Regions from separate parts of the Mus musculus genome. Here regions 1, 2, 4, 5 and 6 are each linked to region 3. Evidence: chromatin loops called from intact Hi-C (ENCODE). Cell type or tissue: heart. All regions are shown on one strand. Region 1 overlaps Map4k4 (mitogen-activated protein kinase kinase kinase kinase 4). Region 2 overlaps Rfx8 (regulatory factor X 8). Region 3 has its middle 40 kb from the start of Rfx8. Region 4 overlaps Map4k4 (mitogen-activated protein kinase kinase kinase kinase 4). Region 5 has its middle 15 kb from the start of Gm35600. Region 6 overlaps Map4k4 (mitogen-activated protein kinase kinase kinase kinase 4).

The links. Peaks named below come from ENCODE experiments on the same cell type or tissue, not always from the same donor. Only the 100,000 strongest peaks of a DNase experiment are listed, where the experiment ranks them.
Region 1: a loop joins it to region 3, with 4 times the contacts of the local background. A loop is called at or near these places in 12 of 42 quality-filtered maps.
Region 2: a loop joins it to region 3, with 5 times the contacts of the local background. A loop is called at or near these places in 10 of 42 quality-filtered maps.
Region 4: it touches region 3 in a loop (6-fold over the local background); 12 of 42 quality-filtered maps call a loop at or near these places.
Region 5: a loop joins it to region 3, with 4 times the contacts of the local background. A loop is called at or near these places in 3 of 42 quality-filtered maps.
Region 6: a loop joins it to region 3, with 2.7 times the contacts of the local background. A loop is called at or near these places in 12 of 42 quality-filtered maps.

Annotation. Positions count from the first base shown.
Region 1 is chr1:39,979,547-39,984,546 of GRCm38, forward strand. Map4k4 (mitogen-activated protein kinase kinase kinase kinase 4) reads left to right here. Exons shown (of 32, transcript NM_001252200.1): 6 at 1,014-1,104; 7 at 3,593-3,723; 8 at 4,337-4,391. Among named protein-coding and RNA genes, the nearest start is that of Map4k4, 81 kb to the left of the region's middle. In heart, a CTCF peak has its summit at 3,817; a DNase peak (open chromatin) is centred at 2,625.
Region 2 is chr1:39,683,953-39,688,952 of GRCm38, forward strand. It overlaps Rfx8 (regulatory factor X 8), which reads right to left. Exons shown (of 15, transcript NM_001145660.1): 7 at 4,621-4,698; 8 at 1,543-1,656. Among named protein-coding and RNA genes, the nearest start is that of Rfx8, 35 kb to the right of the region's middle. In heart, a CTCF peak has its summit at 2,079 (motif pointing right); a DNase peak (open chromatin) is centred at 2,089; H3K27ac peaks cover 1,667 bases.
Region 3 is chr1:39,758,636-39,763,635 of GRCm38, forward strand. No RefSeq gene overlaps it. Among named protein-coding and RNA genes, the nearest start is that of Rfx8, 40 kb to the left of the region's middle. In heart, CTCF peaks have their summits at 48 (motif pointing right), 2,942 (motif pointing right) and 3,589; DNase peaks (open chromatin) are centred at 1,056, 1,316, 2,836, 3,566 and 1 weaker place; H3K4me3 peaks cover 811 bases; H3K27ac peaks cover 2,718 bases.
Region 4 is chr1:39,933,889-39,938,888 of GRCm38, forward strand. All of the region lies in intron 2 of Map4k4 (mitogen-activated protein kinase kinase kinase kinase 4), which reads left to right. Among named protein-coding and RNA genes, the nearest start is that of Map4k4, 35 kb to the left of the region's middle. In heart, a CTCF peak has its summit at 2,847; a DNase peak (open chromatin) is centred at 2,783; H3K4me3 peaks cover 1,352 bases; H3K27ac peaks cover 515 bases.
Region 5 is chr1:39,865,399-39,870,398 of GRCm38, forward strand. No RefSeq gene overlaps it. Among named protein-coding and RNA genes, the nearest start is that of Gm35600, 15 kb to the left of the region's middle. In heart, no CTCF peak of the experiment used is centred here; DNase peaks (open chromatin) are centred at 2,733, 3,853 and 4,603; H3K27ac peaks cover 3,003 bases.
Region 6 is chr1:39,939,896-39,944,895 of GRCm38, forward strand. The region is part of intron 2 of Map4k4 (mitogen-activated protein kinase kinase kinase kinase 4); the gene reads left to right. Among named protein-coding and RNA genes, the nearest start is that of Map4k4, 41 kb to the left of the region's middle. In heart, no CTCF peak of the experiment used is centred here; DNase peaks (open chromatin) are centred at 2,076 and 4,739; H3K4me3 peaks cover 547 bases; H3K27ac peaks cover 1,454 bases.

The DNA.
Region 1 (5,000 bases), 220 kb after region 3:
GAACCCACTGTGCTGGAAGAAAAAGTGATCTAGGGCTGTTGCCGTTAATCGTAGATGTTGGGCCTGAGAACATGGGCCTGTGCGCCCGGAGCTCTGGCACCCGAGACAGGAGGCTTTCAAGTTTAAAGCTGGGCTGGGCTACACGGTAAAGACTCTAGCTGCCTCCACCACTGCAGCCCCCAGCCCTTATTTATTTTTAATAGGAAAATCAAACCCCTGACAAGTAACCCACCCTTTCTTTCAGTGCCGAGGGAGGCACTTCAGAATCAATGGCTTGCTATGTCTTAAGAAGCCGCGCTGTGGAGTGCAGCGTCTCGTGAATGAGTTGTGTGGCTGCTGCCTCGCTGCGTTTACATCACAGGTGGATGCGTGTGTTTTCCTACAACCTCCTTCCTGAGAGATGCGACTGGACTCATTCTGGATACAGGGCTTCCAAAGTGTGTGTGCCAAGAGTGCTTGTTTGCCTAGGGAAGAAAGACTTTATTCCTACATGAGGCTGTTCTGGTGACAGAATTATTTTACACTTGAACAGGAGTGAGATATATCAGCACGTGACAGTTTGTTCCTCTGTAGTGGGAAGACAAGCCTGCATTTTAAGAGCTGGATTTTAAGGCCCCCTCTAATTCTTTGCTGTTCCCCTGGGACGAGTCTAGCTCAAATAAATTCAGTCACCCACTGTAAGATAGACTTTTGGTGTGGGAAAGGAGCCGTCCTGAACACAAATAGCACAAATTATAGCAGAAAAACCTCAGATGGCAATCTAAAGCTGTGTCATAGGCACAGCTTAAAGTGGTTGTGATCATCCCAGAGGGAAAGAAAGTCCAGCTCACTGCTCTCTGTATGTGTGGCAAGGCTGGCGGTGTCTTCTGGGAATGTGCCAAGGGTAAATTTTATGTTCTAAATGCGGATTTACAAAAACTTGGCCCACGTGTGCACCTTATTATAAAAGGGTGCTCCTGGCTGTCTATTTACAGGGACAGAGAACTGAGACTCAAATCTGCTTTTCTTTTCAGGGATTGGCACATCTCCATATTCACCACGTTATTCACCGAGATATCAAGGGCCAAAATGTGCTGCTGACCGAGAATGCTGAGGTGAAACTTGGTAGGTGGCCGGCCGGTGTGTGCCTGATGCACCGTCCTGGTGCCAGCGGGTGGCTTGCTGTGCCCCTTTGGTAACTTTGCTGTTTCTTCTCCCCTGAAGGATGAGAGGACTGGCTTACTGTTTAGCCAGCCCCAGCCTCCGCTTCATGCTTCGGTAGTCTACTCTGCCTAGATATAGCAGCCAAACAGAGTTTGAAAAGTTTTTGTTTGAACTTGGGGTGGGAGGGTGGGGTGTGGTTGATGAGGCCCAAACTCAGGAACTCATGACTGAGGTGCCTTTTCTGCCCTACACTAAGTTAAAAGTCAGACTTCGTTATGTAAGCACAGTGGTGCCTGGCATAGTGCAGTACAGGATGGAAGGATGAAGGAAAAACATTGTGAGTTTGAAGCCAGCCTGGGGTATGACGTTAGAAGGGGGATGAGTGAGAGAGGGGAGAACAAGAGAGATAGGGAGGAGTGTGTAGGGGGGTGCAGAGAGATGGGTACACAGAGAGACAGATAGAAAGATAGAGAGACAGGCACACAGACACAGAGACAAGTACACAGAAAGAGACAGGCACCCTCAGTGACTTACTGTTCTATTTCAAGAAGGTTCAGACTTCCTGCCTTGCCTTATAAGAAGTGTGGGGTCTGACCGCTACTACTTTCCTGCCCCATCATCTCAGCTCTTCACTTCTACCCTATGCCCCATGTTACAATATGGAAATTATATGGTTATTTTTAGTAATAGAATAAAGAATAAAGTCATAAAAAGTTAGCAGAGCTGCTTTCATGTGCACTCACTGCTGGCACAACGTTGTTTTTCATTACTTCTCGGACCTTGCCCCAGGACCTTTGCATATCCTGTTCTCAATTGGGAATCGATGTCCTCATTGTCACTGGTACAGTTTTTCCTATCTTTAGGGGTCTCTCTGGCCTTCTGATCTGCCTTGGACCTGTGCTTTCCTCCTATAGTGCTGTTGATAATTATAAAAATTATAATTCTATTGATATCATATGGCACTTTTCAAATAGAAGAAAATAGTCCCCTTTACTAGAATATTCTGGGAGCACAGCAGCCGGGATTGCTTTGGTCCCTGGTGTATTTTCATGTGGTGCCTGGACATTGTCTTCAGTGTTGGTGTGGGTATTCAGCGGGTGCCTCATGGGCGGCATTGCCAGCTTTCTAATGACTCAGACATGTTCTCTGTCTCCCTGAGCTACACCTGAACTTGACCCCATTTTATTTTTATGCTCTTACATTTTAAATACAACCAGCATTAACTTTTTCTGTTAAAGGGTCATGTTGTTTTCCCTTCGGACACCCAGCAGTCTGCTGCTCTTCTTTTCTTCCAAAAGTCTGAGCCATAGAAGGCTGCTCCTTAATGCCCAACTCACTGCACCCTTCTGCAGTGCCTCTGCTGCCTGGTTATCTGCAGTGCTCTGCCCATGTGGAAAGTCTCTTGGGGCTAAGCTGGGACACTCATGTTGTCCTTGCTCTGGTGTTTCCATGCCCTGACCTCATGCCACGAGAATTATACCCTCAGTCTTTCCTGGCCGAGGTGCTGGAAAGCTCAATCAGGCTTTTGGTCCTGGATTTGTCCTCTGTGTGTTGAGGAACAATCAACAAGGAAGCCAACTGTTTCCTGAACTTGTTCTGGACACAGAAGTGGAGTGTGTGACCCCTGCCTATTGTCTAGTGTTTTGTAGACCATTAGTGTGAGCTTCGTGCCCTTCTGCTGGGCTCATGTGGCTTGTGGGCTGTGATGATGGTGGCATGTGCTGATGTTCGTACACCCAGTGTGTGCTTTCTGCTGACCCTGCCTCCCTCCATCCATGGCTTTCTTCTAGCCAACATCATCATTCAATTCATGGAAAGTAGAAGTCACTCTGAAAGGGCAACTCACATCCTGAGGCCATGTGTGTCTGTCTGTCTGTCTGTCTGTCTACACGTACGTGTGTGTGTGTGTGTGTCTGTCTGTCTGTCTGTCTGTCTGTCTGTCTGTCTACACGTGTGTGTGTGTGTGTGTGTGTGTGTGTGTGTGTGTGTGTGTGGCTGCAAGTGCCAGAACACGTAATGTCAGGGAACAACTGTGAAGTCTGATCCATCTTCATGTACGCTCTATGGACTGACCTCACATCCTCAGTTGTACAGTGGGTTCCTCTAAGTCTCTTCATCTACTGAATGGTCTCACTGCCCACTCTGCATTTGTGAGTCTCTTTATTTAGTACAGTGCTGTGTGTTAGCCGCCCAGCCCTGCAGTAATCCCTCTGCCCATCCCTCAGCAGGCCAGGCTGGCCTCCTGGCTCTTCTGGACTGACCCAGGCTCTTGCAATGCAGTTTTAACATTTCTGTTCTGAGAGTGGAGGGGGAAGGGTGCAGTCCTTCCCAGTGCTGCCTCCCAGAATGGCTTGCAGCTGACAGAACCAAGCTGCCTGTGGCGGTTCCTCATAGACTTTCTTCTTCTTTGTTCATTGCGCTTCACTTCTTCTTGCTTTTTGTTCCGTAGTTGATTTTGGTGTAAGCGCTCAGCTGGACAGGACGGTTGGACGGAGAAATACGTTCATAGGCACACCCTACTGGATGGCTCCAGAGGTCATCGCCTGTGATGAGAACCCAGACGCCACTTACGACTACAGAGTAAGAACACCCACCCCCTTGCCGGGCATTTTTGTGTAAACTGTAACTTCTCTTAAACAAATAAATTGAAGTGATTATAGAGTGACCTCTAGGGACTTGAAACCATAGTGCACCTTTTTATCCAGGCATAAAACTCATATTTCATTATCTGATTCAGCTTGACTGTACTACTGTTTTATTTGTCAATAAAAACAAAACTTCTGCTTTAGTGATTGTTGTACCTGTTAGTAGTGTTAAAATTGAGTTCATAGTTTAACTGTTCCTGGTGTATTTCAGTATTTGTTGTCAATATCCATTAGTGAGAATTAATTTAAATCATTGCTACACCAAGATTTTCTTTTAATTTGAATTATTTAAATATGTATTACAGACTCATTTTTCTACTCCTTAATACATACATAAAAATTGAAACACTTTTCACCATTATCAGAATAATATCATGCTTAAGTAAATAAAAGCGATCTAATCCCTAGGGCTGGAGAGATAATAATGTCCTAGCAAGATTTGTTTTGTTTTTGTTTTTGTTTTTTACCTGAAGGATGCTTTTATTCCATTTGTATGACTGTCCAGAAATACAACTAGGCATCTGGAACATTCTCTTTTGTTTTTGCAGAGTGACCTCTGGTCCTGTGGCATCACAGCCATCGAGATGGCTGAAGGGGCCCCCCGTGAGTATCTTCCTTCCTTCTGAGCTCATTTGTTCTGTATAAAGTGATTGCCTGTAAGAACCCAAGGACACTGGGCAGAACCAGGCATGGCTGAGTGATTGGATGAGAAACCCACCATCGGGGCGGCTGCAGGTGCCCAGGGGTCTCTCAGTAACCAGTTTCCCTTTTGGAGTGCCCTGGGTCTGCAGCCTATTCATGTGCAACATCTGAAATTAATAAGAGCTCTTTTTTCTTTGCATTTGAAGAATACTGACTGAAAGGGGTCCCTCATCTTTGAAATTCTATTTATTTTGAGTTTACAAATGGAGATGCTGCCTTTTATTTACGGGGTTTTCTGTGAAGATTTGAGTTTGTTTTTCCTTGGGTTAATTCAGTAGATCGATCAGTCATAAAATTGATCTTTGATTGGAGTTGTGATAGAAGTGTAGAAAAAAATAAGGAAAACACTCTCGGCGTTTCTCCTGGCCTGCTAAGGAAGGTGTGTCCAGACACTGTATGCTGCCTCGTACAGAGTTGTGAAGAAATAGTTGCCGAAAGACTGAAACGGTCCTGACAGTTAAGAATCAGTTACTGTGCAGAAGTGGGTGTCCACCGCGAGTACTGTGTCCC
Region 2 (5,000 bases), 75 kb before region 3:
ATCTCCCCCACTCCCACCCCACATTCTGTGGATGGAACCCAAGGCCTTGTGCATATGCCACTGGGGCATACCCTCAGTGTAGGCCCTGATTCCATTAAAGTAAGCAAACAAAACCCAGAGCCAAAACAGAGCAAGCAACAGCACCACGCCCACTCTGGCGAACGCAGAGGGTCAGGACCAACATTAGGAGCCGCGTCAGTCAGCCCTTTTATTCTACGTCTGTGGTGACAAACTAGAAGCATGAGCTCCCTAAGTCCGAACCAGTGGGACTCTTGATGAACAAAGACCTCAGAACCGATGTCCACCTGACCTCCTAAGTGCTCCAGAGACCGGCGTTCCTGAGCAGAGCCAGCCTGGCAGTGGCGCTGCTTCAGAGTGATCAGCCATGGCTCTGCATTCTGAAACATCTTTTCTGGATGTTATTTGTTTTATGTGTATTAGTGTTAGCCTGAATGCATGTGTGCAGTGCCTGAGGAGACTCAGAAGCGGGCATAGATTCCCTGGAACTAGAACTACAGAAGGTTGTGAACCGCCGTGTGGGTGCTGGGAATCGATCCTGAGTCCTTTGGAAGAGCAGCCAGTGCTCCTAGCCTCTGAGTCTTCTCTCCAGCCCCCTGAAAATGCCTTTTTAAAAGACTGGCCTGGGAACACCTATAATCCCAGTACTCCAGAGACTGAGGCAGGAGGATTGTAAGTTCAAAGCCAGCTTTGATTACATCAAGGGGTCCTGTTTCCAAGAAATTATATATATGCAGAGAGAGAGAGAGACACACAGAGAGAGAGAGAGAGAGAGAGAGAGAGAGAGAGAGAGAGAGAGAGAGAGAGAGAGAGAGAGCGCACACACATCTTTGGTTGAAATGTTCAGAAAATAAAATGGGCTAAAATCTGAATCATGGATCATTATATTCTGTGTTTGAGGAAATTTAAAAGAGCAAAAGGTAAAAGGCCCTGTCCATTGTACACAGGTTTGTGTGTATTGTGGTGTGCTGTTCTGGGCTGGTGTGTATTGGAGGTGCTGTTCTGGGCTGGTGTGTATTGGGGGTGCTGTTCTGGGCTGGTGGGTTTTGGAGGTGCTGTTCTGGGCTGGTGGGTATTGGAAGTGCTGTTCTGGGCTGGTGGGTTTTGGAGGTGCTGTTCTGGTATGGTATGTATATTGGGGTGTGCTGTTCTGGGTTAGTATGTACTAGGGGGTGCTGCTCTGGGCTGGCATATGTATTGGGATATGCTGATCTGGACTGGTATGTTTATGGGGTATGTTCTGTGCTGTTGTGTATTGCGGTGTTGTGTATTGTGCTGTTGTGTATTGTGCTGTTGTGTATTGTGCTGTTGTGTATTGTGCTGTTGTGTATTGGAGGTGCTGTTCTGGGCTGGTGTGTATTGGGGTATGCTGTTCTGGGCTGGTATATATTGGAGGTGCTGTTCTGGGCTAGTGTGTATTGGGGGTGCTATTCTGTGTTGGTGTATATTGGGGGTGTTGTTCTCACCTGAGTACTGGCATTTGTTTCTGGAAGGGATGCCCAGGGGAGTCAAGGGTCCACCCACCTTATACAGCTGCATGTCATAGCATCCTAAGAGCTGGCGCACGTCGGGCAGAGACATGAGCATGACTGTGTCTTGCTGCCGAGATTTCCAGAAGGATGTGATTAAATCCTCCACCTAATGTGACAGAACATATCATCAGCAACCCAGGCTGTGCCTTGTGGGCCTCAGCCCTTCATAGTCAGTGACCCCACAGGCCATGGCAAGGCCTCACACCAGCGCATGCAAAGTTATGATATCAGCTTCACAGGCTGTGTTTGGAAACTACTCTTCTTACTTGGTGGGCGCTGGTGTTTTGCCTGCACTTATGTTTGTATGAGATGTCAGATCTCCTGGAACTGGAGTTATAGACAGTGGTGAGCCACCATGTGGGTGCTTGGAATTGAACCTGAGTCTTCTGGAAGAGTAGTCACCACTCTTAACCTCTGGACCATCTCTCCAGAGGAAACACCTCTTTTTAGCAACCATAGCAGATCACTCTGCCTTGGCCCTCCACTAGGAAACCTACTTCCTTGAGGGTGTTTCCTACAGGGAAAGCTGTTTCTGGCCACCAGAGGGCCCTGGTTGATTACCATAAGATGAAGGCTACAGGGGCTTTATCAAGGGTTGAGAAGAAAAGCTTACTGACTGACTGGCTGGCTGACTGATCACTTTGCTCTTTTTCCAGCTTAAAAAAAAAAAAAAAGAAAAAAGTAAGAGTATTGCTCCTCGTGCCTAACTCCTCAGCACCAATTGTGAAGCCACATGAGCCCCTCTCAGAGATCAAGTAGGGGACACATCAAGGGGCCAAAAGTCAGGTTCCTTCTTTTTCTGTTTTATTTGCCTGTTTCCAGATTCCAATTTTTGAATTAGATTGGCAGCTGCCAGCTGATAAAGACCACCCACCTCCTTTAAAGGTTTATTATTAATTCTGTATGTGCTCGCGTGTGTGCATGCCTACAGAGTCAGAAGAAGGCCTCAGAGCCCCCAGAGCAGGAGTTACAGCTGTGAGCCACCGTGCTGGTGCTGGGAAGTGGACTCAGGTCTTCCACAAAAGCAGCTAGTGCTCTTAACCACTGAGCCATTTCTCTAGCATAAGGCTCCTGTCCTGTGGGATTTCCATGGGCAGGGACATTCTAAGGTATCCAGGAACCCCAGGCCAGAAGTGATTCCTGGCCAGGTAGTGAGAGCCACCAGGAGGACCATGACTTGGGATCTGTGTCAGGAACACTGACAGACTTGTCCAAGTAGATTCAGGAAAGCTGTCCACTCATAGCCTGGTTGGCTACCCATGTTCCAAGCTCCCTGCTCCTGCTCATTAGTGAGTAAGAAACACAAGTGTTTCTCCAGTGTGTTCCCTCTACCTGATCCTGTGACTGCCTGGACTGAACTGCCTTGCATTACAGAAGGCCATCGAGGTAGAGGCCTGATGACTGGATGCTCATGACTCCATAAGAAGGCGAGACAGACAGATGGACAGACGCACATGCACACGCACACGAGCTCCTGTGTTGCTCTAGGCTGCCAACAAGAAAGCTATCATCCTTAGACCTTCAACCTTTAAAACTGTGACCCAAAATAAACTTTTCTCTTTATAAAGAAGCCCTCCCTAGGCATTTTGTTTATAATAATTGTTATAGTTTGAATCTAGAGTGTTTCCCCATGGCCCACTGCTTAAAGGTGTGGTCCTTGGCTGGTGTGCTAATCGGAGGTGGTGGCACATTTGGGAGTTAGGCCTAGTAGGCAGCATCCCGGCCACTGGGGCTGTGAGCTTTCAGAGGATGGTGAGACCTCCGGCTCTTCCTCTTTCTCAGTGTCTCGCCCAGGAGGAACAGGCTGTTCTGATGCTTGCTCCCTGCCTCTTCACAGATGCAAACTGGAGGGCAGTGCCAAGAAGACATGGGCCAAAATTCCCCAGACCATAAATTAAAGCCAGTATCCCTGCGTTTTAAGTTTCTTATCTCGGGTATTCTGTGGGAGTTAACAGTTGCTGACACACATCAGTCGAGAAGGGGTGACTAACGGACAGGGGCAGGACTCGTCAGCCTTACTGTGTAACGTTGTTCCCCTCATTACCAAATTACACATTCCTCAAGCCTTGTGGAAAATGACTTCCTAGTCCCAGAAACAGAGCTGTCACGGGACATGATTTAAGCAAGTATCTGCTGAGTGGAAGGAAGCTGTGAGAGGCTTGGCATCACGATGCTGCAGAGACAGAGAGGGGCACACTGGTGTCTCCCACTCTGCCATGCTTCACTCCGGCTCCACGGCGCGTGTGCTCACGCTGAGAGCCTTGCCGCTCAAAGCTGAAATGCTTAGATACCGGAAGCATCAGGAAAGCTCCCATTTGAATGTGCTCTTGCTTCTCTGGATTCTTATCTCATACATAGAGGAGTAAAGTCCAGGCAGTCGGATGGCTCAGTGTGTCCTGCCAAGCATGGGTTCTTGAGTTCCATCCCTGATTCCCACAGGCTGGCAGGACAGAGCTGAGTCCTGAACACTGTCCTCTGACCGCACGCGAGTCAGGCTCACAATAGGCTAGATAAACTCTAATTTAAAAATGTGTTTCCCACATTCAGTTTACACCCCTCCTTGTGTAATGGGGAGACCTCAGAGCGTCACCCTATAGGTAGGTGGTCACTATAGGTAGGTGGTCACTATAGGTACGTGGTCACTATAGGTAGGTGGTCACTATAGGTAGGTGGTGTGTCACTGAGCAGTCACCAGTTCTACAATAAAATCCGCAACACCCATCCGTGCCGGATCGATCACCTGCCTCAGAGTCCCTTTCCTTTGCCATGGCATGTCTTGATATGATGTGGCAGGCATTACTGGGGAAGAGGTCGGTATTACTACCTACACTCTACTCAGGCAGAGCTGAATCTGCTCTTCAAGCATCGTGACACCCATATCAGAACCTCTGAGAATTTCCAAATGACTAAGCCGAGACAAGACCACTTTCCAGAACTCACCGGTGACCAGACCAGCTGGATGAGCTGTTTGATGCAATGGGCTAGCTCTTGCTGTCCCTGGAGGGGTCCTATCAAGTTAAGTGGTTGACAGCCGGTCATAAGTGCCTGTATTTCATAGATAAAAGCCTACCTTCTCCAGTTCTTGGTTCCTCACATTCTGTAAAATGTCTCGACAGTAGTTGCAGTATTCATCAGCAAGAAAGACCACCTAGGAAGGCAATGAGTGTTAGCTCCTCTGTTGGGCCTTCACAAACAATCAGCCTGAGAGACCCAGGGGATCGGTTCTCTAGGGACAATCTTGTCACAGCTCTGGCGTGACAGTGACAGTAGCCAGGCTTTTCACCCGGCCTGTGCTGTGTGCATGGAGTCAGCACAACCTCCTGACAGCTCATGGCACTTCCGGTTTTCGGTGGTCACTCACACACTGCCAGGGTCAGTTCTAGCACTCTAACTTTTGAGGGTGTGTAATATTTTTTTTGTATGTGTTTTGTGTGTATGTGTACTTGTATG
Region 3 (5,000 bases):
TTTTTAAATTTAAATTATTTATTATATGTAAATAACCTGTAGCTGTCTTCAGACACTCCAGAAGAGGGCATCAGATCTCTTTACGGATGGTTGTGAGCCACCATGTGGTTGCTGGGATTTGAGCTCCAGACCTTCAGAAGAGCAGTCAGTGCTCTTAATCGCTGAGCCATCTCACCAGCCTAGTCTAATAGTTTTAAAAAATCATCCTTGAATATTTTAGTCTCTGTCCGTCTGGTAGATGGTAGGAATGTCCTTTTCTGTGCCCATGGTAGTCAGGCATGGCTGCAAAGTTCGCTGGGGCTGTTGAAACTTGAGCAGAAGTTGTGGGAATCTGTGTAGTTTTCCATGTTGTCTCCTCCCTGTGTCACTGTGACCATGGTGGTTTGGGCTAGGAGGCTCATCTACTTAGGTTCCTACCTCATGGTAGAAATTCCCCCCTCACACGAACTGAACACATAGCACCAGGAAGACGGAAACAATTCCTGTATCAAGTCACCAAGGCCTGGGGGGTAGCATTTTCCTGACACAGGGCCTTTCCTTTTCTGACTGACACAGAGAACCTGAGGCAGGTGAGAGGCCAGATGGGAGGGAGTCCAAGGCCCACAGCAGACTTGGTACTTTTGAGTGTTCAGGATAAAGTGGGTCACCACAGCCAGAGTGACCCCCAGCTAGGATGGTTTTGTGGTGTGTGCTGACTGTTAGTCACAAGTGGCAGGGAAGGGGAAGACAGAAAAAAAAATTGCAAGAAGGAATGTTTGCTGTGCCTGAGCAGCTTGACCTCAGAGACAGCTCAGTCCCCTCCCAGAATGGGTTGGCTCTCAGCAAAGTTGCTATAACCCAGACTTTGCTGTGTGGGGTTCAGCTGTAAGTTACCTCTGAGCACACATGTTGAAAGGCGAAGGCTCTGAAGCCACTCACACAGGATGGAGTTTCTTTGGGGACGGTGCTCATTTGTACCTTCCTTCTACAACTATCTGCATTCCTGGGTGCTGAGTCTACCAACAGTGAGCACCCGTGTCTCCTGGGCAGTGTGAGTGGCACATGGCCAGATAGCTGGCAGTCCTGTACAATGGGGGTTGTTAAATGCACGCTGTCAGGAAGAAGGGCACATCACTGGTCCAGGAACTCTAAACAGAATGAAGCTGCTAGTCACTGAACCAGGCCTTAAGGGCCTGCTTCTGCATTTAAACATCCCCCCCGCCCCCCCCCCCCCCACTACAGATAAGCACACGCCTTCCTTTCAAGGCTGGCAAGCACAGAGAAATACCGAGTTGCCTGAAGATCTGAACACAACATGAAAAGTTCTCAGAGTTCAGGGGCTTGGAACAGAGTGTTCGTGGAGCAAGTCTTATGATTCACAGCCCCTGGGTTCACCCTGTGGTCAAGTCAAAAAAAAAAAAAAAATACTACTAGGGAGCCAGGTATCTGGAGTGAATTAAGTCTCCCTTCCTTTCCCTGTCTCCCTTCTTCTTACTCGCTCTCTCTCCTCTCCTCTCTGTCCTTCTAATTATGAGGAATACAACTAGAACTGGTCTTAACCATCAAACATCCACGTCTGGATTTTCCACACAGACAGTTTCGACAACTATGGAACAAACATCTCTGGAAAGGACTTCAGGACTGGAGATGCAGGAATCTCCTCTTGCCCTGCTTCCCCAGGGCATGGTGTTCCCAGGTACCAAGAATCTAAGGCATCTAGGGATGTATGAAGCATCAGAAGGATGCAGGCTGGTTCTATGCAAACATGATGCTATGCTCTCTAAGGGACCCTGTAAAGGAACAGGGGTCCTGGCTGTGAGGGCCTCCCTGCAGACTCAGAGAGAAGACTGTTACGACAGAGGCGTCCTTAGGGATAACGGTGAGGGCTCCATCTGAAGTTCATGCTGCTCATTCCTCAAAGCTCCCACCGAAAAAATGCTCTCATCTTCTAAGTCTGCCTCAGAGTCCACCTCCAGGAACTAAATCACACACTGGCAGCTGCTCAGGAGTGGACCACACATGTGCACAGAAAACACACACTTCTTGTTTATTCCATATTTGTTTCATTGTTAGTTCCACTTTATATATCTGCTATATATGGCACTACATTAGATTGAATATTATATAATTACATGTCACATACACATTACATACCGGCAGTTTCATACAGTATACATTCCTTTTCTTTTTTCTTTTTTTTCTTTTCTTTTCTTTTTTTTTTTTTTTTTTTTGGTTTTTCAAGACAGGGTTTCTCTGTATAGCCCTGGTTGTCCTGGAACTCACTCTGTAGACCCGGCTGGCCTCGAACTCAGAAATCTGCCTGCTTCTGCCTCCCCAGTGCTGGGATTAAAGGTGTGCGCCACCACTGCCCGGCCAGTGTATATTTCTTAAAGTGTTTTTTTTTTTTTTTTTTTAACTGCCTAAGCGTGTTTTGTTTTGTTTAAATATAAGGAATAGTGGGTGTGGAAAGCCAAATCCTACTGATCTCGTGAAAACATCCCTGATTTTATATTTCTCATGCCCTTGCGACCTCAGATTCCACCTACCTGAGCCACGCCCAGGTCTTCCTGGCAAAATCTCTTCCCTCCAGAATCTGACTCAGTCTTTCTGCCTGGCACACTGGGGCCGCAGCTAACAGACGTCGGATGAATAACATCCTGTAATGTGGGGCCCTCGCTGAGGAGAGGTGGGGGGCAGGGCGAGGTTCTGGGCCAGAATTCATGCTAAGTCAAAGTTAAGGCCCCAACTCCCAGCAGCTTAGTAACCGCACGACTGGCTTCATTCGTGCCGGTTCCCACACACCCACGCCAGGAAGAGGGAAGGGATAGCCTGTCCCCAGGAGTAGGGGCAACTGCAGCTCTTCCTCCAGTGAGAACTCCAGTCTCTGAGCTGGGCTCCATCCTTCTGCACTGGGAAATGGTTTTCTTGACTCCCCCTGGGCACTTTTCCCAGGAGGATCCACTAGATGGCCTGCGTTGAACACCACCTTTCCGGGAGCGTGCCTGAAGGGGGAAGGACTGCTTCTTAGCCTTCCTGCTTAGCTATTTTCTTCTTCTTCACAATTTGTCCAGGTAAATCTCCTGCAGTGTAACCATACTAACCCCTCAACAAACTTCACGTTAGACAATAGGAACGAGCTGAGGGGTGAGTGTTGAGACTCTTTAGTGGAAGAGCTCTCTGACTGGAAACACAGCAAATCAAGCGATTTCTGAGTCACAGCACGGACAGTACTGCAGAGAAAGAAGTAGTAAATTAAGGCCTGCTACACAAGCTAGTTTGAATAAAGAGAAACGACAAGACCTTGTACTGGTGGGGCCGGAGTAATTCAAGCTCCACGGCACTTTGGGGGTAGGCACGGGGCATCGCCACACATGTAGTTGTGGCTTTTGCCCTTAGTTGTAAAAGCCAAAGACAGTTTGAACTCTTTGACCGGGAAACTTCGAAGATTCCTAAAGCTAGAGAAAAGCAGTCAGTATGAAAAAAAAAAAAAGTTCGTCTCTGCTACTTGCAGTAAAGGAAACTTGGAAAGAAGCCCAGGGACTGACTGTAGGGAGCTGACTCAGCCAATGCGCAGCTGAGAAGATGGACCGCGTGGAGCGCCCCCGCCCCTGGATACAGGAAGTCCTGCTGAGTGGCTATTTTCTCTGGTTAAATGTAGATTTGCGAGTTTGGGGATGAAAGTAAGAGCAGACTGCTTGTGTCCGAGTAAACTCTTACACAGACAATGATTGTTACACCACACATGAAGAAAACCCAAACCAGCTTGTGCTGGATCCCCAAACCCAGCTCAGGAAGCTAAGGCAGAAAGGATCATGAGTTCTAAGCCAACCTGGGCTACTTGGAGAACATACACAAATTAAACTCAACAGCCACCGTCAGTTGGAGGAGCTGATTCTAGAGTCGATTTTCGGGAGCTGAGTGAGGGGCATTATAGTCGGTCTGGCTTTCTGTAACAAAATGCCACAGACTGGCAGAGTTCAGAAAAGCTTGGAGTTCCAGAGGCCATCAAGTATCATAGGAGTCGTCTAACAAGAGGATGGGTCAGAGCCCTCTTTTCTTCTCTTCCTGACTTCTCTGTGTCATCACCTCTGCTGGGCAAAGACTCTGTCAGGCAGAAACTGCTTGTTCTTGGGCTCCTCCTGAATGGTTGAGAAGGACATTCCTAAATTGATAAATTCTCTAGCCTCATGTACTCTGCCACAGCCTCACAAGACAGATGAAGAATCTATGCCATGAGAGATGAAGGTTTGACCTGCAGTGATGAAGAGAGGGATGCAAACATTCACTCCTTAAAAGAGACATTTCCATTGGCATGCTAGGTGGTCCCCCAAAAATACCCCGGTCAGAGAGAAACCCTAACCCACTTTCCCTGTGTCTCATCAGGAGTGGTTAAGGCTCTGATGGGGAAGGCTGAGCTCCCATAGACTAGCCTACACATGCTGGGGTAAATTACCGTCTGCTCATGCTAGCACTAACTGTCAGTCATGTGCTTTACATTTAGACACAGCATTTGAACCTAAAATCAGGCTGTTACAAGATTCTACACTGATCTGTCCTGTCTAACTCCTAGGGTACCATTACTCTGAACTAGTTGCTGTCTTGCTTTGTTTTTTTGTTGTTGTTGGAGTTTTATAAATATACGTAACTAGTTCTTTGAGAATTTCATTCCATATAATTGATCATATTTACCTTGTTTTCTTTATAACTCTTCCCAGATCCACCCCTCCCAATTTCATGTTTTTGGGGTTTTTTGTTTTTTGGTTTTTTGTTTGTTTGTTTGTTTGTTTTGAGACAGGGTCTCTCAATGTAGCCCTGGCTGTCCTGGGCCTACTCTCTAGACCAGGCTGGCCTGGAACTCAAAGATTCACCTGCCTCTGTCTCCTGAGTGCTGGGATTAAAGGTGTGCAACCATGCCCGGCCATGTTTTAGTAACCCATCAAATCCAATCCATACTTCTATTTACTTGTGGGCTTGGGGCCACATACTGCAGCATGGGTGGCCTACTAGGGGCCACACCCTTA
Region 4 (5,000 bases), 180 kb after region 3:
TGATATTTAGTTGATGTCAGGCTACAGTGTGGGTGGCCCCAAAGGAACGGTGGTCATAAGGGCATATGCCACGTGGAGGGTGTGTGTATTCTTGATGCAGGAGTCCTGAGACTTTCCTTGACCTGACATTTCTGCAGTTTTGTATAACGTATGGAGTAAATACAAAGGAGAAGGAAGGTCCTTTTCCTGACATCACCTTCCAAATGCCCTGCTTGTGGGGTCTTGCCATGTAGCCCAGGTTGTCCTGGAGCTTTGCTTGAGCCCCGAGGGTAGGCTGTGGGCACTGGGTAGGTAGCAGCAGACATTATCTCTCTAATAGTTCACATGTTGTGCGCTGGGCAGGTGGTTTGGTTCATCTCCCCCCCCTCCCCCCATTTATTCATTTCCTGTGTGTTTGTACACCACACAGGGAGTGGAGCGCAGTGAGCAACTCTGAGGAATTCTTTACTTGCACCACATGAGGTCTAAGGAGCAAGACCAGGCGGTTGGTGTGGGAGCAAGGGTCGTTACCTGTCTGTCTGTACACCTTGCCAGAGCAGGGCTCTTAGTGCAGTGGATGTTCCTTGGAGGCTGCCAGCTATTTTCCTAGTGGACTCGGTGCTGTATAGAGCAGGGCTGATTACTTAAATAAGATGGAAACTTACGTCTTCTACAGTGGATACATAGAGTCTGTGATAAAACTTTCAGCCCTAGAAATTAACTCAGTTTACTTAAGTTAGAGACAGTTCCATCTTTGTCCTCTTAACTTTGAGATTCAGCTGTAGATGTTGGAACTCCGGCCATCACAGTGGGTCCCACCTGTCACCATGTAGGTAAGCTCTTCTCCCTCCTCATGGCTGGGATGGACTCTGGCTTTCACATCAAAAGTACATGTGAGGGAAGGGTCATCCTGAACATGTTACAGGCCTAGAACAGAAGGTGTTGCATCTCCTGGGAGAGCAGGACGTTCTGTCAAGGCGTCCGGGGGACATGTGCTGCTTGGGGTTTTACAGTGATTTATTATCATCTTGATGTTTTCTCCCACAGTGTATTGTGCCTCTCACTTACTCTATAAATCTAGACTACTCCATAAGGAATTTACTTTCTCTAGTACAGTCACAATTTGAAACCACTCGTTGACCCGGTGTCTGCAGTAGTCTGTGAAGTGGAGTACTCCACTGTAGCTGCTCATAGCAGGAAAGATTGCAGTCAACCTAGGCAAGTCTGTGGCCTGTCTTGAACCATACACTTCACCCCTAAAAGGATCCCCACGACTGTTGCTCCTGTTGCTGCAGGTGGCGAGGCGGAGCTTTGGGGGTGGGGAGCGTTACTTCACTCAAGGCAGGAGAGTGGGGAAACTTTGTGGGACCTCAGAACCCTGGGGACACTAATGATTCTGGACTGTAAGCGATTGTTTTCTCCCTTAAGGCTATCCCAGACTCTGTGGAGTCCTGGTTCGTGCTCAGTTGGATCAAGGGCATTTTACCTTGTCTCCTTCCCCTCTGGAATTACTCAGCTTTAAATTCTAGTGTAAATTGTGATTCTATTCACCTTAACAAAAGTTTGATTTTTTTTCTAAGTAAAAAACCCAAAACTGGAAACAGGATTGTTGGCTTATGTTTTGGGACAGGCCACCCTGCTTTGTCTCCTTTTATCAATTATTAGCGATGGGTCCCCATGAAATGTATTTATCTGATTCTCAGTACCCTTATTTGAAAAAAACAGAGCCATTCATAGTGACTAACAGGGTTGTAAACTTAAGCACCAAGTGTCTCTCTCAAGGCTGAATGTCGCAGTTGTTACTGCTGCTGTGCTGGACACTGGAGAAAGGAGGAGTATTGGTCTAGCAGTCCTGAAGAGCTCACTGTCATTCCGAGGCAGCTCTGCCTGTCAGCAATTGATTCAATATGCGGTGGTAGATGATAGGATGCCATTCACATTGAAGGACAGAGTAGCTGTCCAAGGCAATGGGGCTCTGTACTGAAAGCCTGGAGTAAGCTCGGGTACTGTCTGACTTCAGCGATTCACTTTGGATGAGGTTGTTTCCCCCAAGCTTTTTAGGTTGAGTTGCTTCTTGTCTCCTTGGTTTCCTGAGCCGCACTCCCAGCACTCCCCGCACTCCCCGCTCTCCCCGCACTCCCCGCTCTCCCCGCACTCCCCGCTCTCCCCGCACTCCCCGCTCTCCCCGCTCTCCCCGCACTCCCCGCTCTCCCCGCACTCCCCGCTCTCCCCGCACTCCCCGCACTCCCCGCTCTCCCCGCACTCCCCGCTCTCCCCGCTCTCCCCGCTCTCCCCGCTCTCCCCGCACTCCCCGCACTCCCCGCACTCCCCGCTCTCCCCGCACTCCCCGCTCTCCCCGCTCTCCCCGCACTCCCCGCACTCCCCGCTCTCCCCGCACTCCCCGCTCTCCCCGCTCTCCCCTCCCGCTCTCTCGCTCCCATCCTCCTGCTCGCTCCTTGCTTGCTCTCCCTGTCCCTTTGTGCTTTCGTTTTATGTTGGCTTACAGTGAATGTGTGTGTATCAAAGAGTAAAGCATCTTTACTGGAGTGCTAACCTGGGCATGAACAAAAACGACGAGCAAGGACTTCCCACTTCCTCTGCTGCTGCCTCTAAACCGGAAACACAAACCTGGTGGCAGAGCTTAGTGGACAAAAGTTTTGCTGAGTATTTGATGCTTTACATATGACAGGCAGTCTTCCTCACATTGCTAGAAGTGACAGGAAAAGAGTCCTGTGTCAGGTCAGTCACGGCCCTCACTGGTGCAGCTCGCGGGAAGGAGGAGCATTGATTGGCCATTGGGATCAAGTGTGTATCCAGGCTCCAGTCACAGCCACTGTAATCCGCTTCCACAGATGTGTAGTGCGCCCCCATGCGGCAGGGCCACGTGAGTGCTTCGTGGCGATTTTGTTGGAAAGATGCTGTCACCCTTTGTTTCTGTTCTGTCAGCCCCACCTCAGATGCGGTTACCGTTGTTTTGTTTTGTTTTGTTTTTGTTTTTTCCCAAGAAGAAAACTACTACAATGCCCTCTACTGCTGTGCCAGGGGCACAGACGAGCTGGCTGTTTGGTGCTGAATTTGATTTATAATTTAATGAAATTTTGTTCATTAAAAATGTAATTTTTTACTCAGTGAATTTTAGATGTTAGATTTGTAGATTTGCCCTTTGAGTAGTACAGAGCACTGTGCTGTCCTTTGTGTTGGGGAAGAGAGAGTTTGCCTGAGTCTTGGATGTGTGTGTCGGCATGTGTGGTGGCATGTGCAGGGTGGGTGGTGCCTGGGAGAGCTTCCAGGCCTTGTCCAGGTGGCGTTACTGTCCACACAAAAGGCCTGCCCACTTCCTAGTGTGGAGGCACAAATTCTTCATAGAAACTTGAGGCTTTTAGCCTAAAGTGTTTTTATGAAATAGAAGGTTTTACTTGAAAGGACCATTCACAACTACATAGGTTAACAAAACATTTTTGGGTTCCTGCCCTTTTCCCCAGACAGAGTTTGAAGTTGGCATCCCAGGGAAGAGTTGACTCTGAGGGTGTAGGTTGAAACAAATCCGACAGATTGGTTTCGGGTAGTTTTTGCGCACTTAGGTCCCAAAAAGTCTATATCTCGTTGGGTCCGAGGATGTGATGTGATGTGATGATTCTGGTCTCCCTGGAAGGAACAGGCATTGCAGGGCTAGGATAATTAAAGACTTCCTTAAAGGAGCGAGCAGGTATTCTCAGCTTGTAATTAGAAAGGTCTGTACTGCATGTGACTGCAAATTAAAACAGCTCGGTTGGAGAGGAGTCTGCTTGGTGAGCCCGGCAGCCTTGTTTATTTCTTCTTTTCCCAAAGGACTGCTTTTCTCCCTTAAGTTATATAGGGATTAGAGAAGCAGCCTGGCACACAGAGTTATCAACAAACAGCCACAACTAGCTGTTGCGTTATCTCAGTACTAATTGTGCCTGTGTTGGGACAAGAAGTCAGCTTGATTACCCTTTACAGCCGTGAAAGATAATCCACTAGGCTTGGGGTAAACTGCTCTCACTTGTTCCACCACTTTTTAAAAATGATTTTAGTGAGGAAACCCTTTGGAGACTTCTTGAGAAACTTGGAGCCATTGATAATAACTTTGCCATTAGGCCCAGAGAAGCAGACACACTTTGAATGTCTTCAGCACATTGATATGCTGGGCATAATTGTAATGTATTTTCCATGTGTTCAAAGGAGCAGCCACACCCTGAGACTGTGGGTGTAAAACAGTATCATAGTAATTTAGGAAGTATCCCGGAGAGGCTCAGTGGGCTTTGCACATAACTCTATACCCTGCTTTTTTGGCATTTGAAAAGTCTAAAGTTGAGAGGGTAAAGCTGCTGAGAGCATGCTAAATACCCTGGAAGAGTGGCTAGGTGGGAGTGTCTGGAGTGGACTCAGAAGGACATCTTCTGATGATCAAGCAAAGCAAAGCAAACTACTCTCCCACTCTGAAGCCGGGCAGTTTGCTGTGAGGTGAGGGACTTACTGAAGCTTCAAGTGTCCATATAATTTATATTCATCACTCTTGATTCTGAACTTGGGGATAGCAGGAGACTAGAAATAAAGAATGAGGAAACATACCCAGGCTGGCAGGATGGTACAACAGGAGAAGGTTGTCCGAACTCACACCCATCTAGTGGTGGATGCTGCTTCAGCCACCTACTGTTCCTTCTCATTCCACTTCTTTGTAAAGACTTGGCTTGATGTGTGTGTGCATGTGCACACATTTACTATCTATGTGTATGTATGTGTATGTATGTGTGCATTCATTATGTATACTTGTGTAGGTGTGTATGTGCATGTGTAGGTGTGTATGTGCATGTATATGTGTGTATTCCTTATATATGTCTGTGCATGTGTATGTGTGTATTCCTTATATATGTTTGTGTGGGTGTGTATGTGGAGGCCTGAAGTAGGCATCTTCTGTTGTTTGTTTCCCATCTTAGTTTTTGAGACAGGTTTTTGGTCGATCCTGGAGCTTGCCACACCAGGAGTGTTTAGGTGGGTAGTGG
Region 5 (5,000 bases), 110 kb after region 3:
TTCAGTGGGAAGAAGAGGTGGCCACGCCGAGGATAAGTCTGTCTTGTGTTGACAGGGAATGACAGACAGAAGGACAGACTATTAAAGAAGGGGTCTCTCCAAAGGAAAACAATATTAATAAATACTTACTATTAATAAATACTTACTATGTGAACAAAGAAAGGAGAAACTGCTATTTGGAGATATTTATAAGAATAAGGGTAGATCACCAATTGGCACATAAAAATCTAAACACAAAAGATTATTGAGTCAAGCGTGGGAACTCACACCTGAAATTCCTGTACTCGAGAGGCTGAAGTAGAGGACTGGTGTGAATTCGAGCTGGAGCTACATACTAAGCTCCGGGACAGCCTTACAGACTGTACAAAGTAAGACCCTGTTTCCAGAAAACAAACAAAATATTATTGTTGTAGGAAGGGCAATGAAGGTTTAATGAATAAAGAAAAGGCAGTAACTACGGCCCAGGGAAGAGCTGAGCATTAAGGACCATTTCCATAGACATGGAAACCTTCACTGTTGCTGTTGAGTGATGGAGAGGACCACACTGAGAGGGAGCCTGTGACCTGTGAGAGCAGATTCTCTCCTTCTGAACAAATGGCGACGTAAAATGGAAACATAAAGATATGTACCAAAAGTATGTTTTTAAAAAGTCTGGACACATGCAGGCTAGAGACAAGGCTCAGTCTTTAAAGTTACTGCATCCAATTCCCAGCACCCACATGGTGGGTCACAACCATCTCTAACTCCAGTTCCAAGGCATCTTCTGCCCTCTATGGGCACTGTACACATGTGGTACACAGACATACATTCAGGCAAAACACCCCTATGTTGGGCGCTGGGCATGGGGGAATAAAGGGAGTGGGAGAAAACCTGTGTCCTGCCAGAGTTCCCGTGCTCTGGGCTGGTGGACGAAGGAGGACTGCCATAGGCTTTCCACGAGGCCCCGGGTAGGTGTCTGGCTGTGGGAAGCTCAGGACCCAGTCCAAGGGGGTGGACAAGTTCTAGGTCTCTAGGCCTCATGGAAGCTAGAGATAACAGGTTCTCAGTCTCGGGGATCCCAGATGCCGCTGGACACCGCAGAAGAGCTGAGAACAAAATGGGGGCCCCAGGGACGGCTCAGTCAGCCCCGGGGCTGAAGGGAAGAGAGGGCAGGGAGAGAGGTGGTGCTGGGTGGTTCCCAAGCAGATAAAAGTCCTTGGTTTGGTCTGTGGCTGGAGTGCAGGAAGGCCTTCTGGGGAGAAGTTAGATGTAGGTCTTTAGGGGAAAGCCTATCTCATCGTTCAAGCACAGTGGGCCTTGATCAGCAGAGACAGTCTATGGTTTTAGAGCCTTATTGTAGAAAGGCAGGGAGAAAGAGAGAAGGTAAAAAGAGGGAGAGAGACTGGCCATGCCACGTGGAGAGAGGGGGGGAAGAGAGAGACAGAGAGAGAGAGAGAAGGAAGACTAGAGATGATAGTAAGCAAAGTAAGAGCTTAGAGAGAGCGAGGAGGGGCCAAGCAGCCCCTTTTATAGTGGGCTGGGCTACCAGGTAACTGTGGGGAGGAGCATACTTGGCTATAGTCAGATAACTGTGGGGGTGGAGTCTAGCCAGAATGCCAGAAGCTTGGGGCTTTATCTATGTGACTGATAGTCACACACCTCTCTTGCGGGGGCTGTGGGGGTAGTAACTTCAACAGGAACCAGGGGTCCAGGAGACATAATCTAACACCTTCTGTCCCATGTTGATGGAAATCACCACTCACAGGTCCCCGGGGTTCCAGACCTTTGCTCGACTGGAGACCAGGCTGTCTGTGTGCACATATACAAACTTTAACATTTGTTTTAAAAAGAATGGAGATGCAGGGCCAGGGAGATGGCTGAGTTGGGAAAGTGCTCTCTACTAAGCAGGTCAGAGCCTTAGTAGCACCCAGGGAGGAGCTGGACTCTTTGGTCTGTGCCACAGGAGGCGCAGAAAAAGACAGATGGATCTCTAGAGCTCACTGGCCGGCCAGGCTGTCCGAATGGCTGAGCTTCCTGCTCAGTGAGCAAGGCTCTCTTCCATATTCTCTCCAAAGTCAAAGTGCGAGATAAAACGGAAGGGGCCTTTCAATTACCTCTGCCCTATACACACACACATAGACACACACATACTCACACCACATACCACACATAAGTGTACACATGGACCTGAATGTGCACACACACACACACACACACACACACACACACACACACACACACACGGACCTGAATGTGTACACACACACACACACATACACATGGACCTGAATGTACACACACACACACACACACACACACACACACACACACATACACACACACGCGCGGACCTGAATGTGTACACACACACACACATACACATGGACCTGAATGTACACACACACACACACACACACACACACACACACACACACAACCAAAATAGGGAGACAAGAAAAAAATCCAAAGAAGCAGCGGAGCTGGGAACACATTTGAAAGCGAGCCGTGGAAAGGCTGGGTGAGGCAGGCCTGGGGTTTTGTTCCAAGCTTGGAAAATGATTTTACTTTTACCTTTTTATGTATGTGCACAAATGCAAAGATGAGAATCCTCTAAAGAGAAGGAGGAAAGTTTCTGGCTGCCTTTAGTCTTTAGGTGTCCGGAGACTGGAGTGCTTTGAGTAATAACCCAGGATCAGAAACACAGCCAAGCCCCGCCCGCATCCTGCCAGATGCCGCTATCCACAGGTCCCCAGGGCAGTGTCTACACCCCTTCAGGGACTCAGCTGGCCTCTGGATCTTTGAAATCATTCTAGAGGTCACTGAAGGCAGAGTGATTTCTCTTCAGTGGCTTCCTGGTGAACAAAACCCACACTCCGTCTCCAGTCCTATCTTGTTTAGCTAGTGAAAGCAAGGCAGAGGTTGCCAGGCTAATGAACTACCTGATATATTTAGCTAGAAAGATAATGTAGCTCTAGTGTTTGGATTTATCAAAACCAATTCCAGATGGCACCCAAGCCACAGAGAGAGGGCCATCTGGTAAGTAAGAGCCGGGCTTGTTTCTCTCTTTCTCTTCAAGGTGAAGGGCAGATGATAAACAACACAACTTCCTGTGCTAAAAACCCAGGCTGTTGGAAGGATGGCCCCTGAGCCTTACATCTTATCTGTGTTCATTCAAATACCTGGGCCACCATACTCCTTCAGATAGAGTCATTGGCTGAGCTTAGAAAATGACCTGATGCAAGTGGAAAGGTTTCAGTGTCTCCCGTATGCAGTGTATTTCAGAGAAACATGCACTCCTGGGTAACAGAGCTAGGCATTAATAAAGTCATTGGACAGACCCTTCAATTACACAAATTCCTCGAGTACATAAACCAATAAAATCAGAAATTATGTTTCTTTCTGAAACGATTTAAGCCACTGTGGTCATGTTTTGTTTAGCACCATTGGTGATGTTTTGAGGACATTCTCTGCTTGACAAGGTGTTTTCTGCCAGACACTTTCTTTGCCTGTTCCCTCTGAAACAAAACATCCCATGCTTCTGTTTATTCACTAGTTTCCCTGCTCTCCAGCACCCCTCCCCCATCTCCACCTACTCACACACAGCCCGGCCAGGCTAATCTTCTTTAAACTTTGCTCTGTTTGTAGAACTTTACAACTCAAAAGACAGTCACTACCTCTCTAGTGTCAGGAAGATAGTGCGCAGGTTGTACAAAATACCATCCCTCTTGCTCACCTCTGCCTCTGAACCTAAGTCCCCAAGGAGCCAGCCTCGTGAATGCTTCAATTTCCTCCTCCTACATTAAGATCAATTTGGCCTCCTGAATTCCGGAAGTGTGAGATAATTCTTTGGAACTGTTTTAAGCTACTAAGTTTGTAGCTGGGTCTGGAATCAGTAAGAAGCTAGACTAGCTTCTCTGAAGACTGCCCTGGTTCTAGTCCAGCTCTACACTGTGGGACTTCCACGAGGTCCTACCTGGCCCTGGCCCAGGGGCTGAGGCTGATGGCCTCACAGACATCCGTTGGCAGTCACATGTGGCACATTTGGCTCCTGTCGTGCCAGGCCCAGTTTAAGTGTTAACACTCCCACACCTGTGGTTACTGAACTGGACAGTGAAGACAGGGAATAATTCCGATGTCGTGAAAAGGTCTTTTGGGCAGCACAGGTTCGAATGGAATACACATCACTCCCTAAAGTCCACGGCTGCTAAACATGGTGAACTGAGCCTGAGCTCAAGCCCCACACTGTGGAAAGACAAAACCAGCTCCCTGAAGTTGTCCTCTGACCTCCCCATCTGCTCTCTGGCACCAGTACCAGCTCAGAAATAGCATTAAATCGCAGGAGGATCTGGTTTTGGGGGCCTTGGGCATCTCCAAGCTGATGAAACAGGACTTGGAAGGAGCATACGGACTAAAAAACACACCTCAGAACACTTCAGTCTTCCTGCAGGTTCTCACACCAAGGCAGGGAGGTCCCTAGGGGTTAGCGCTCCCACTCACAGCCGGCCTGGGGCATTGAACGGGAAATCTGGTTCCCAGCCAGCAACCCTGCTTATCCCGAGTTCAGCAGTCTCTATTTGGAACTTTCTCTAATTAGACCTGAAATCAATTGCCTTTCCTGTGATGCAAGGCAGTGATCTGTGTTTTCCCAGTGGACAGCAAATGTCCTACCACTTCTCACACTAATTTGAAACGCCACTTGGGTGACGAAATAAATCCCAGGGTGTAGATGGAGCTTCTCTGAGAATCTCTCCCGCGCGGCAATCACCCCGCTCTGTGGTAGTCTGGCGGTTTGTTTCACAATCTGGCAGAGCAATTCTCCTCTCTTTATCCTCGCTTTTTCAGTATTTCTGTCGGTTCTTCATACTTCTATCTTCCCCGATGCATTTGGAGTCGGTTTGCCAACTTCCGCTAAATATCCGATTAAAATTCCCTTTGGAGTTTACAGACCGCTGAGCTCATTGACAGTTTTAAAACATGAGCGCTCTTATTTTTGATGTGTACTCTCGTATTTCCTAAAAGCT
Region 6 (5,000 bases), 180 kb after region 3:
AGCCTTAGACCTCATGAAGCGCCTCTTGTGACACTTCTTGTCCTTTTTCTTTAGCACGTGCTTATTGGGTACCTAGTGAGTGTTAGTGTATTGCTCTTTCCATTTATAGAAATAAATGGCCTCTGTTCGCCTTTACAAAGCAGACAGTACGGTGAGGTAAACAGGTACAGAGCAGATAATTCCATAGTAGGTGTTGAAGCAGATGATAGTTTCATTCAGGCACAGGAGGGTTGTTAAGGACTTAAATGCCATCTACGAGGAACAGAATTTAGAAGCTATAATGAGAATTTTAATTTCTTTTAAAAACACAGAAATAAAGTGTTTTTGTTTTAATCCCTGATGTTGCCTGTGAGGCTGCTTCAGATTGTCCACAGCAGCTGACTCTGATTTGCCACATGCTCTAGCAGGGGTGTGATTTTTCCAGCCAGCTTATAGTTTCTGCGACTGTGTGACATTTGGAATTCTGGGGACTTTTTAGAGGGTTTGTAAATACTAGGGCCCCAAGAGGTGGTGTGGGTGGTTGTTGTTGGCCATAGTTTGTTAAGTAGTTGTGCACAAAGAAGAAACAAGAAGAAATTAGCTATCCTGACTGCAAAGATCAATCAATACCCAAGGGACTTGATGCCCCTAGTTGGCAGGAAGTAGTCTAACGATGATGTCATCTCTTTCTACTCTTATTTGTTTCTTCTTCTTCTTTTTCTTCCTCCTCCTCCTCCTCCTCCTCTCTCATCTAGTGTTAGTGAGTCAAAAGGGTGGAAAGGATGGAGAAAGGTGGAAGAAAAAACCCCACAAAGTAGCCAAAGTCTGGCTCCAAGAAGCTATAACTGTGCGGAGCTTTACTTGGGCTCTCTGGGTTTTCGTGCATCTCCAGTTCCTGTGTAGGTGTGCAGTTGTGAAGAACTGAGTGTTGAGGTGGACACGCTAGATGATGAGTGAGGAAGAGATTTGTAACTGACTGGGAGAGTGTCTTTAAATGTCATTTCATACACCCGGGTCTTTGCACTGTGAATGCCTTCAGTGGAGACACTTAGCAGACATTGTATCCCAGTCCTGGGTGTCATGCATACTCACATTCTTAAGTAGCTCTGCTTTCCATTGTATTTTGACTCGGTGTAGAGCTGTAGGGGCCAGCACAGTACTCAGCATCCCGGGTAAGGTGTGCTGTGGTTCCTCGGCTTTCTGGGCAGTTTTTGTATTTGAACTGTGAGTAGTCTCGCCCTCTGTGGTGGTGACCTTGCTGCTGAGCATGTGAGCATTACTAGCTGGTAGCCAGTAGTGCTCTCTGGTGTTTGGGGTGTTTCTGTTCAGTTCTTTGATTCTCCTATTATGCTTTCCCTTGGAGCCATCCCTTCTTCCTTCCAGAGTTTTAAAGTGGATTGAAATATAATGAAGTTGAAGTCTGATGGCATGCAATAGGGACAAGAAGGCAGTGTTGGAAGTCTGGCCTGTGAGTCAGGGAGGGGAGCCCCGATCAGGCTGGGCCACAGGTGCGAGGTTCTCAGCTGTGTTCCAGGTGCCCAGCACTTCATTCAGTGACTCATGTGCCTATCTGACAGGAGCCATTACCTCATTGGTTCAGTTTTGCATTGGTTCGTTCTTGGCTGAAGAGAGGATGCCACTCCCCTATTAACCTGCATTTTCTCATGTTCTGATTCATTTAATACTCCACCCATTTTCTCAAGATCTCAGTTGACAAGCTTATGCCTGTGACAGAAGCTCCTTGGTGTTAGTGCCACGGTAAAGAAGTAGGGAGAGAAACAGGATGATCCGGAAGGTTCATGGAGGTGTGCACTCTCGTGTGTCAGCGCTCTCGTGTGCCAGTAATCTGTTTGAGATGTTGTATTTCCATTGAGCTGAAGAGAACATGGGAGACTTTATAAACTTGCATTTCCTGTCTGTGACTGTACACCCTGAAAGGTGCTGGCTTAGAATTCAAGGGCATTCCACTGAACTCTACTGAAAAGTTCAACTACAGTCACATTCTGTGTTGTCACTGCTGGGTCCTGTCTTGTGTCTGTCTATAAAACCATGCCAGCCAAAGTGCCCCTGTCCTGCTTTTCCTGGTGCCAGGTTCTGCCTACAGGGAGCCTTGGCAGCCTTGTGCAGATAGAGTCATGGCACCAAGGGCGGCACAGAGCATTGGACAATACTGGCTCTGTCTGCATCATAAATGACTGTGGCAACAATAGCGTTTACTGTGTGTTCTGTGCATGCTACAAGTTGTAGAGCTTGCTTCTGCTTACACTGTCTCAGTTTATTCTTCAGATTATTTTCTTGTTCTTAGGTAATGAGACTTAGGCTTAGGGCTGTTTATGAAGCTTGTTTGACTTTTTACTGAGCTAGTCGGTGGCAGAGTTGTGATCTGAGGTCTTTGAAATAGAAGTGTTTGAGTGTGTTTTGGTATTTTGCACACAAACATTTTCGTTATGCTGCCTGGAGGAGGCTGTCGAAATGTGAAATGCATTCCCTGGAGAATTTAGCGGTGTGTGTGTGTGTGTGTGTGTGTGTGTGTGTATGTATGTGTGTGTATCTATTTTTATTGAGAAGAAATGAAGTTATTGAGTGGCCTCATCAGGCTCTGACCTAGGAAACACAGTTGTAGGGATTTCAGCAAGTGTGTGAGCCATTTTTATTAGCTTAGTTATCTTTTTAGCCATTTTGTCCACAAATGCCCACTGAGTCGTGTTTAACCTGGTAAAAATATCCCCAAGTCTAACAGATAATCTATTTAAACAGTATTCACTGTAGACATTGCCGGCACTCACAGGTGTTCTCCTGCGGCTTTGGAATTAATCAGTTGTGGGTTTTATAAAGTCCCCTCATTCTTGTGGCTTAAAGAATGAAATCATCTGCATGGTTTGCTCTTCAGCAAACATCTTGTCTCCTGCTGGAGTTTTCCCGTGGACTTTCAGGGGTCACAGATGCAGAGGGGTGGTCCTAGCAAGAGAGGAGCCAGGCTCTAGCATGAGTGCCTAGCCCTGAACAACATTGCTGGTTTTCGTTGTTGGCTATTTATCTGCATGGTCTTTGTTTTCTCTCTGTGACTGAGAGTCTGTGCAGGGATTTGTTAACAGTAAGTCTTCTTGTTGCTGCTCAGATCCAGGGACTGGGTGCTGGTGTATTTGTGAGAAATCACTTTCAGGTTCTGGGTTATGCGCCTGTTTTTCTGTGGGAGCTAGAATTGTTGATTTACGTTTGCACTAAGCAGAGTGAATTAGAGCCCGAGGAGGGTGCTGTGGGAGAATGAGGCTGGCATTTGGCTGGCGCTAAAAACAGCACCGTGTTTGCGCATTCAGCAGCATTCAGCAGCGGCTCAGTGGTGGGAAGAGAGGGAGAGCCTCTTACTTTATTCATTTTCAAGAGGGTTGGAAAGAAACCCAGAAGAGGCCACATAATACAGTGACATTGACAGAGAATAACTACCGAGTTGTGTGTTGTCATAAGAGCGAGCAGCAGGGTAAAATGTACTTTTTTTTTTATCTGTTTAGAGTAACCTATTGAGGTAGTTGAGGGTATGGACAGCTAGTCCCCCCCCCACCCCCCCATCTTGTATTAGCTTAGAAAAGTTAATGAGGAATTTGCCTGTGCTAGATTTGTGAATCTTGATTAACAAAGTGACAAGATTTTGTCAAATGCTTTCTAAAAATGGAATTTGTTTTGATATATATGTATTTTTTAAGTAGAGTGAAAAATTCTTGTATTCTGGCCTAAAATTTCCTAAAAGATTTCTTGTAGGTTTCCTAGTAAAGGCTTTCTGTCTGTCATAAAGATTGAATTCACATGGCCAGGACTAGGGACTAAAAGTAAGTGCTTCAGCCTGGCAAGAAGACTGTCCTGTCTTCTTCACTGTTTGTCTCCCACCCTCCCATTTTCCATTTTTAGGACTCTGCAGGAGGGAAAGTCTGCACAGCTAGTGTTGGGTGGGCCTAGGACACTATTGGAGGAGCTGAAGGGCATCATGTCTCCCAGACCTGGCTTCTGGTCCCTAGTGTATTCTTCATCCTTACAGTCAGTAGCTGAGTTTGGCTTCTTCTGGGATCGGGGTCCGTGTTGCACAGGACAAAATGTGTATACGGGCATTTGTGTTTGCATTAAGAACTGCCTGTTGCAGGAATGCTGGCCATGTAGCTGTGCAGCAGGAAGGCTTAGCCATATCTGAGTTCTGAGTTTGGTAAAAGGGATAATGGAAGTCGGCTGCATTTCATCCTTTCCTTGTTTCCCACCTTCGTGGCCAGTAAACACGGTTTCTTCCACATCGCCCACTTCCCTTAAAGTACTTTTAAGGATGTTTTTATTAATAAGCTGTTAGTTACTACTGTGAGGGATACTCTCTGAGGAAGGAGAACTATCTGAGAGAACTTGACAGAACCTTGTGCATTCATACATCCACCTTTGCTTTCTCATTGGCCATTGGCCTTTTCATTATGAGCTGTCACTGAAGATTTGACTGTGCCTGCTCTTAGTTCTGTACAGTAAGAAAGGAATATTAAAATATAACCCACCATTTTTGTTGGGAGTGAAAATATTGGCATTGTGAGCATTTTGGGGCTTTGAGTCATATGTACACACATCTTAACTGACAGTTAGCATTTTTTCCTAGTTGACTGCCTAGGGGCAGGAAGTAAACCCAGCCAGTGCTACAGTTCCTCTTCACTTGGCTGTGCTGTGAAGTGGCTGTCCTAGTGAGCCTTATTCATAGAGCTGGGGAACAGTGGCTCTGCACTGCTGTTGCATTTCTGGGCACGTGGAGTATAGCAATACCCTCAGTGTTGCTGGTCTTGGGGAGGTGGTGTTTGTCGCCTTGTTTTGTTCTGTGAGGTGGTGTGTGTGTGTGTGTGTGTGTGTGTGTGTGTGTGTGTGTGTAAGGGATAGAGAGTCGAGTTTCCTTTTGTTGCTGAGGATGCTCAATGAGGTGAGCATCTGCTCAGTAGAAAGGCGTGCCAGCTTTCTGCCTGTACATCATGAGAACAGCGGATGCCCCTCTCTTTGTGTTTGACCCA